Regions from separate parts of the Mus musculus genome. Here all the other regions are linked to region 1. A link is a loop called in an ENCODE intact Hi-C map of the cell type or tissue named here. Cell type or tissue: left cerebral cortex. All regions are shown on one strand.

Evidence for each region. Peaks named below come from ENCODE experiments on the same cell type or tissue, not always from the same donor. Only the 100,000 strongest peaks of a DNase experiment are listed, where the experiment ranks them.
Region 2: a loop joins it to region 1, with 3 times the contacts of the local background. A loop is called at or near these places in 2 of 42 quality-filtered maps.
Region 3: it touches region 1 in a loop (4-fold over the local background); 2 of 42 quality-filtered maps call a loop at or near these places.

What each region holds. Positions count from the first base shown.
Region 1 is chr11:99,463,568-99,466,067 of GRCm38, forward strand. No RefSeq gene overlaps it. Among named protein-coding and RNA genes, the nearest start is that of Krt20, 27 kb to the left of the region's middle. In left cerebral cortex, a CTCF peak has its summit at 1,416 (motif pointing right); DNase peaks (open chromatin) are centred at 1,417 and 1,717; H3K27ac peaks cover 378 bases.
Region 2 is chr11:99,631,686-99,634,185 of GRCm38, forward strand. Krtap4-2 (keratin associated protein 4-2) reads right to left here. Exons shown (of 1, transcript NM_026807.2): 1 at 2,429-2,500. Among named protein-coding and RNA genes, the nearest start is that of Krtap4-2, 2.1 kb to the right of the region's middle. In left cerebral cortex, no CTCF peak of the experiment used is centred here; DNase peaks (open chromatin) are centred at 1,083, 1,829 and 2,237.
Region 3 is chr11:99,643,540-99,646,039 of GRCm38, forward strand. It overlaps Krtap4-7 (keratin associated protein 4-7), which reads right to left and starts at 550. Exons shown (of 1, transcript NM_029613.1): 1 at 1-550. The coding sequence starts at 496. In left cerebral cortex, no CTCF peak of the experiment used is centred here; a DNase peak (open chromatin) is centred at 1,008.

The DNA of each region.
Region 1 (2,500 bases):
TATTGGTCATGTGTATAGTTTTTGTACTGGACGATGGGTTAAGTTGGATTATTTTCAAATCTGAGAAAGGATAACACCATGCTACTTTGTACTCCTGAGCCCAGAAACTGTTATCGGAAGGCACTCTAGATGTTTTAACAAACACAGCAAAGTACTAGATCCATCCAGAGCATGGACTCCAAGTCTCTCCGAATCTTGTCCTCAGATTAGTCGAGGCTAGTCTCCAAAGTCCTGCCAAGCTTATTAAGGGTGTTGAGTGATTGCTGTTATGTTCGCATTATCTTAGTATTTTACTTTAAATGTTTCCTGGGTTTGACAGACCTCTGGAAACGTGCCAGTGGGGATGCCTATGATGTAGGGCATTGGGACCAGGAAACCCGGTTGCACTGGGTTTTGATGCAGAACTCAGACAATGAACGAGTCAAGTCTTAGTTTATCTTTTCAGCAATACTAGTTTTGGGGTTCTCCCACGTTGAAATCAGAAGTCCCTGTCCCTGTAACACTGCCTGTGTCTGCTCTGGCTCCAAGCCTCAGCTGCCACCTGACCTGTGTGGCACTGTCACCATGGGGAGCTCATGGTTCTGGTCACCTGATTTTCGTCTGCACCTGTTAGCAAGCACTGTTTGTCTGCTGACTCCCAGAGAGTGAGGGGATGGTAAAAGCATGACTTTAAATATCCTTTAACTTTTCCAGAAGCTTCTTATTAGGGCACCGGTGTTAAAAGGAAAAGAAGTCTCTTATATTGTAATGATCTCAGGGAGCTGAGTGGCCCAGTGTGTGTGTGTGTGTGTGTGTGTGTGTGTGTGTGTGTGTGTGTGAGAGAGAGAGAGAGAGAGAGAGAGAGAGAGAGAGAGAGAGAAAAGAAAGAGAGAAAGCTACTGAAAGTTTCTAGCTTATTCTCCAATCAGATGGGCTCAGAGGAGGCCCTGAACACATTGTGAGACCAGAGTGGCCATTTGTTTTCAATCACTGTGCCCACCAGGGAATAGGTTAAGCCTGCCCTGACATCACCCCTTCCCACTGACCTGGTCAGCTCTGTCCTTTGTGGATGGACTAACTATGATGAAGTAGAGTAATATGAAGCTGTCCTTATTATGGATTGGAGGGGACAGAACATCTGCTGTCTCATAGGGCTCCATTTATTTTGAGAAAGATCTTTGGCTAGAATTCCAGTTCAAATAACTGTTAAAGTGTTCCCTGTCACACACAGGACTTCATGTTCTGTGAGGTGGTGTCATGCAGGCTCAACGGAGATAAGAGAAGGCCTAGTTATGTCCTGGTGGCCATTTTTTGCCATCGTTCACAGGATACAGTCAGTATAATCCCTGAGGTCTTTTATGTGATGACATGGAGATTAATTTGACTTCAAATTTGCACCTTGAAGAAGGAAAAAGCGTGCCTTGCCTCTTTGGCCAGCAGGGGTCGCTCTTGCTCTTTCTCTCTAACAGAGGCTAACCTGAAGCAACCCCTTCCAGGTTGCTGGGGATAAAAAAAAAAAAAAAAAAAAAAAAAAAAAAAAAAAAAAAAATCCAGTTTCTGACTCACCTCCCGACCTTTTTACTCTGTTCAAATTAGCATCTTGCGAAAAACACCATGATGAGCAATAGTTGACCATGAGTCTGGAAAGGGATTGAAGAAAACTATACAGTTTTAAAAGAAAACTGCCCATGGTCTCTTTTGACTATTTAAAATTTTTGCCCTGGGTTAGCAGCAGGGATGGGGTGGAGTGGGGTGAGGAGAATGATTCAGACATTTTAAAAATCTTTTAAGTGATTGCACCAATTCTAACCTCTTTAGGTAGTCTGCAAAGTGCCTTTGCTTCCATTTAGTCGGCTGTGAAGGATCAAAGCCCCTTTTTGCTTTACTAAGAGATGGTCCACTTTTCCCAGGGCAGAGTTATTGAGAGAGGCCTAATTACCCTGCTGTGATTTTAACCCAGTTAGTTCTGCTCTCCCAACCACAGCAGAGGTTGGGACTCCTTTTCCGCAAAAGTTACAGGCCTGATGGTAATTTTTATTTTCATATATGTATGAATATATATGTATATGTATGCATATGTGTGTGTGTGTGTGTGTGTGTGTATGAACTGGCCTGGAACTCACTATGTCATTTTGTAGCCCAGGCTAGCCTCAGGCTCACAGTGATCCTTCTGTCTCTGCCTCCTGAAGACCAGGATTGTAGGCATGAGCCACTCATCACACCTGGTCCCTGGAGGTAAATATTTAAAAATCTCTGGGGTCAAAGAAACAGGTCTGTAACTCTGCCCTTGCACAATCTGTCATGGATGACATGTAAGTGGGTCACTGTGTCTTAACAAACGTTATGCCCACTTCAGTCACTCCTTCACCTACAGACACCTACAGATGTTCAAAACCAGTCAACACCCCTACCTAGCTGTTATTTTACATTCTTTATAAACAGGAACTCTATTCTAGTGAAGTCACTGATCAGATCCCCCCAGTTCAACCTCTTTCCTGGTGCCAAATGTCCCTAAGTGCAT
Region 2 (2,500 bases), 170 kb after region 1:
ATGGAATGACGTGTTTGAAGCACGTCTAAATTCGGGAGGGAAATGTGCTTTTTGATCATGCCACCCGGGAAAGGGGCAGCCTTGGGGAAATGTCACCACCTTCAGCAACTGCAATGAGTTCTGCCCAGTTTTCATCCACATTACCTGTCTGCCTCAGAGATGGTCTTTCTATGCAGAAGGATGTATGTCCCACTGATAATCTGCCCCCGGTGAAGCCTGGATGTGGACACAGGCTTACCACACTTGACTCTGGAGTAGAACATATAATGATATTGCTAAGCTGACCACTGGTTGTGTTTAATTCCCTCAACATTGAAGTCTGAAAGGTCATGTGGGCTGTGTGCAGTCTTCCTAGATAATTCTCCCTGTTATGTACTCACGGCTGCTTCATCATTTTTAATCCTACTCCCCTAAAAAAAAACTACCAAGCAATTAATTTATCTGAAACAAAGAAGACTTTCTAGAGAAAACGAGGGAGTGATCAACACGCATTTCTCTCAGAAGTTTGACTCATATATGTTGTCTGCTTTTTTTTTTAAATTTACTTTACAGCCCACTCACTGCCCTCCTCTGATCACCCTCTCCCACAGTCCTTCCTCAATTCTCCCCCTCCCTTTTTCCATTGAGCAGGTGGGGGGCAGGCCCCTTTGGTATCCTTGCTACCCTAGCTCTTCAGGTGTCTGTGAGGCTAGGTGCTGCCTCTCCCACTGAGGCCAGACAAGACAGCCCAGCTAGAACATATCCCTCACATAGGCAACAGCTTTTGGGATACTCCCCACTCTAGTTGTTCAGGACCCACATGAAGGTCAAGCTGCGCATCTGGTACATATGAGTGGGGCAAGCCTAGGTCCAGCCTGTGTTTGTTCTTTGATTGGTGGTTCAGACTCTGAGAGCTCCAAGGGTCTCTGTTGACTCTGTTGGTTTTCACATGGAGTTCCTATCCCCTTTGGGCTCTGCAATTCTTCTTCCTATTCTTCCATAAGAGTCCCCAAGCTCCATCCACTGTTTGGCTATGGGTGTCTGTATCTGTCTGAGTCAGCTGCCGCGTGAAGCCTCTCAGAGCACAATATGCTCCTGTCTGCAAGCAAAACTACCTCAAGACTCAGCTATACCACTCCTGGGCATATACCCAAAAGATGCCCCAACATTTCACAAAGACACTTCCTCAACTATGTTCACAGAAGATTTATTCATAATAGCCAGAAACTGGTAACAGCCTAGATGTCCCTCAACTGAAGAATGGATAAAGAAAATGTGGTTCATTTACACAATGGAATACTATTCAGCTAATGAAAACCAAGACATCGTGAATTTTGCAGGCAAATGGATGAAACTTGAGAATATCATCCTGAGTGAGCTAATCTAGTCCCAAAAGGGCATGCATGGTATGTACTCACTGATAAGTGGATATTAGCCATAAAATACAGGTACCATGGTACACTCCACAGACAAAAAGAAGCTAAACAAGAAGGAAGGCCAAATGAGGAAGCTTGAATCTCACTTAGAAGGGGAAATAAAATATTCATAAGAGGCAGATGGAGGGAGGGGACTGACAGGGAGGGGAGTTGGGGGAGAGGAGTGGGGGTTTCGGGTTCAGGTGAGGGGAAGGACAGGAGAGATGGCTAGATGGCCACGAAAATGAATGGAGCTCTGCAACTGATGGGGGTGTGCTCTGCTTTTTAAGTGTACCAAAATACAATTCTCACGTGGGCAGAAGTTTGTGAGATTTTTGGGTGTAGTTTTTGATGTTACTAGGAGACACAATCTCACAGCAAATTCCCTGATCCTCTATTTCTTAAAATCTTTCCATCTTCTCTTCCACAATGTTCCCTGAGCTGTGGGTGAGGGAATGTTTTTTATAGATGTATCTGTTGGGACTGTGCTCCACAACTCTGCAGAATGATTGGCTGTGGTTTTTGGTAGTAGGCTCAACCTATATCTGGGAATATGTGTGTGCAACAACTGCTGAAAAGAGAGGCAGTAGATTTGAAGGAGAGTAAGGTGGGATATATGGAAGGATTTGGAAGGAGAAATGTCATAATTAAAATACAATCTCAATAAATAGCTAGGTAACTAACTATTTAACTAAGATTAAAAAAAATACATTTACCCAGGAAACATATGCAAAGGCTTCAAGGTTTCTTTCTCTCTTTTTAAATTTTAATCCCCCCCCCCACTCTGTGTGTGTGTGTGTGTGTGTGTGTGTGTGTGTGTTTGCAGTTGCCACAGCATGCATGTACTCAGAGAACCACTCATGGTAGTCAGTCTCCTCCCACCCCGTGATTGCCAGGTTTACAGCTCTGATCAGCAGGTTTGTTAATTAACTAACTGCCTTTATCCACTGTACCATTTCACTCACCCTCTTTTTTTGATTTTTTAACATATTTACATATATATTTTTAAAGAAAGAAGCAGTCGCATTCAATTTTTATTATCCTTGTGTTGGATGTTTATTTTTGTTACACAGAAGTAGTAAAGTATGAAAAATCTTTGCAAAAGC
Region 3 (2,500 bases), 180 kb after region 1:
GGGTGGCACAGCACATGGGGCGAGGGCAGGTGGAGATGACACAAGTGGGGCGGTAGCAAGTGGTTTGGCAGCAGACCTGACCGCAGACTGGTCTCAGACAGCAGCAGGGGCGGCAACAGGGGCGGCAGCAAGGGCGGCAGCAGCTGGAGCCACAGCAGCTAGAACCACCACAAGATGGTTGGCAGCAGCTGGAGATGCAGCAGCTGGGGCGGCAGCAGCTGGGGCGGCAGCAGGTGGGCTGGCAGCACGCAGACTGGCAGCACTGGGGTCTGCAGCAGCTGGACACACAGCAGCTGGGCCTGCAGCAACTGGGCCTACAGCAGCTGGGGCGACAGCAGCTGGAGATGCAGCAGCTGGGGCGGCAGCAGGTGGGCTGGCAGCACACAGACTGGCAGCACTGAGGCCTGCAGCAGCTGGACACACAGCAGCTGGGCTGGCAGCAGCCTTGGCTACAGCCCTCCTCAGAGCAGACAGAGCCACAACAGGAGCTGACCATGGTGTTAGAGGTGGAGGTTCTGGGTGGGTTTCTGAGAGAGTGATTTGAGGATCTGAAGGTCTCCGGGCTGGTATTCCCTTTTATACTCTGCTCAGCAAGTGGTGTTACCATGAGCAAAGCTCCCTTCCTTGTTTTCCTAACCAGGAAATTAATTAGTGCTATTAAAGCATAATCATGTTTACAAGGTTAAATATCCCAATGTTTAGAAAGGGCATCATTTTCTTTTCCTACATTCTTATGATTCATTGAATTAAGGCGTGTGAAATGACACTCGTGCTTCTATTTCTGCCTATGTACCTTCTAAACTGAAACTAGCACACAATACATGTGTCACTTACGATTGCCTGATAATATTTTGAGAATGGCTCCTTTTCTGTGGATAAGCTTAATCTATTGCCTGGTAGAGCATCGGTGCAGTTACTTGTATACAATCAGGGACAAGTATATTCATAGCTGTAATTATTGTACCCACATGGTTAGCATTTTATGAGCATTATTCAATGCCAAAGACTCGTTTAAGGAGCCAACTTCTCCCCCTAGGGATCCTCTCTGTGTGTGGCATATGGAATATGAATGGGTTTCATCTGTCTCCTGATAAGCCAGCATATGCAGTGGATTCTGCTTTCTATAAAAGAAAAAAAAGTTCCATGCAAAAATCCTTCCCTGCCACTCTTTCAATAATTATGGGTTTGAGATACTCTACCTGGAAAATGAGCGCATAGTAGTTTTGCTTGTTTTCCTAACACTAAAGTATGCTATGTTACAAAGGGAATTCTGACACAAAGGTAAAGTTCTGAAGACCAGGATCCAGACCAAGAGTCACATATTCATATCTCATGTACTTATCAGTGAAGAGCAAGATCACAGGAATCATCACTGTTAGTGAGCGCTGGCCACGCTCCAAGATCTCCTGTTCGTGCTTTGTGGTCATTGTAGTGAGTTTACTTTCCATAGAATCTACAAGGCATCACGTCACTACAGCTCATGCAGAAGTCAGTTAAAGTTGTTATAGCCTTCAGTAGTCCACTGAGAAGATATTGTATTAATTTTTATACCTTCAGTTGCCCTGTTCCATCTCCTTAGAATGGACCTTCTTCAGCTTCTTTCCAGAAAGTTCTTTTTACTTCAGGTCAATCAGCAGCCCCTCTCTCTTCCCTCCCCAGTGTTTTCTCTGGCATTATTGTATTAGTTTATGGGAAATTAAACTTCTCCACTTGCTTGTCTTTATACTGGGAAGAGCCCAACTTGAGCCCATATGACTTTAATATGAATGTGTTCAACTGTCTTGTCCCAAATGGTAACTCTTTATTAGATATTTTCTTTATTTACATTTTAAATGTTATCCCCTTTCCTAGTTTCCCCTCCAAAAATTCCCTATCCCCTCCCCCCTCTCCCTGCTCCCCAACCCACCCACTCCCATTCCTAGTTCTGGCATTCCCCTATACTGGGGCATAGAACCTTCACGGGACCAAGGTCCTCTCCTCCCATTGATGACTGACTAGGCCATCCTTTGCTACATATATAGCTAGAGCCACAAGTTCCACCATGTCATTTCTTTGATTGGTGGTATAGTTCCAAGGAGCTCTGAGGGTACTGGTTACTTCATATTGATGTTCCTTCTATGGGGCTTCAGTTCCCTTTGGCTCACTGGGTATTTCTCTGGCTCCTTCATTGGGGACCTTGTGCTTCGTCCAATGGATGACTGTGAGCATCCAGTTTTGTATTTGCCGGGCACTGGCAGAGCTTCAGAGGAGACAGCTATATCAGGCTCCTGTCAGCAGGCTCTTGTTGGTATCTGCCTAGTGACTGGGTTTGGTGGTTGTTTATGAAGTGGATCCCCGGGTGGGGCAGTCTCTGGATGGTCCTTCCTTCTGTCTCAGCTCCAGACTTTGTCTCTTGAGGCGAGCATTTATAGATATGTATTATCACGTCATCATCACACTTGGTGTGATGTACAATATTCATTAACTTGATGGGTTTTAGAATCTCGATGGAAACTCACAT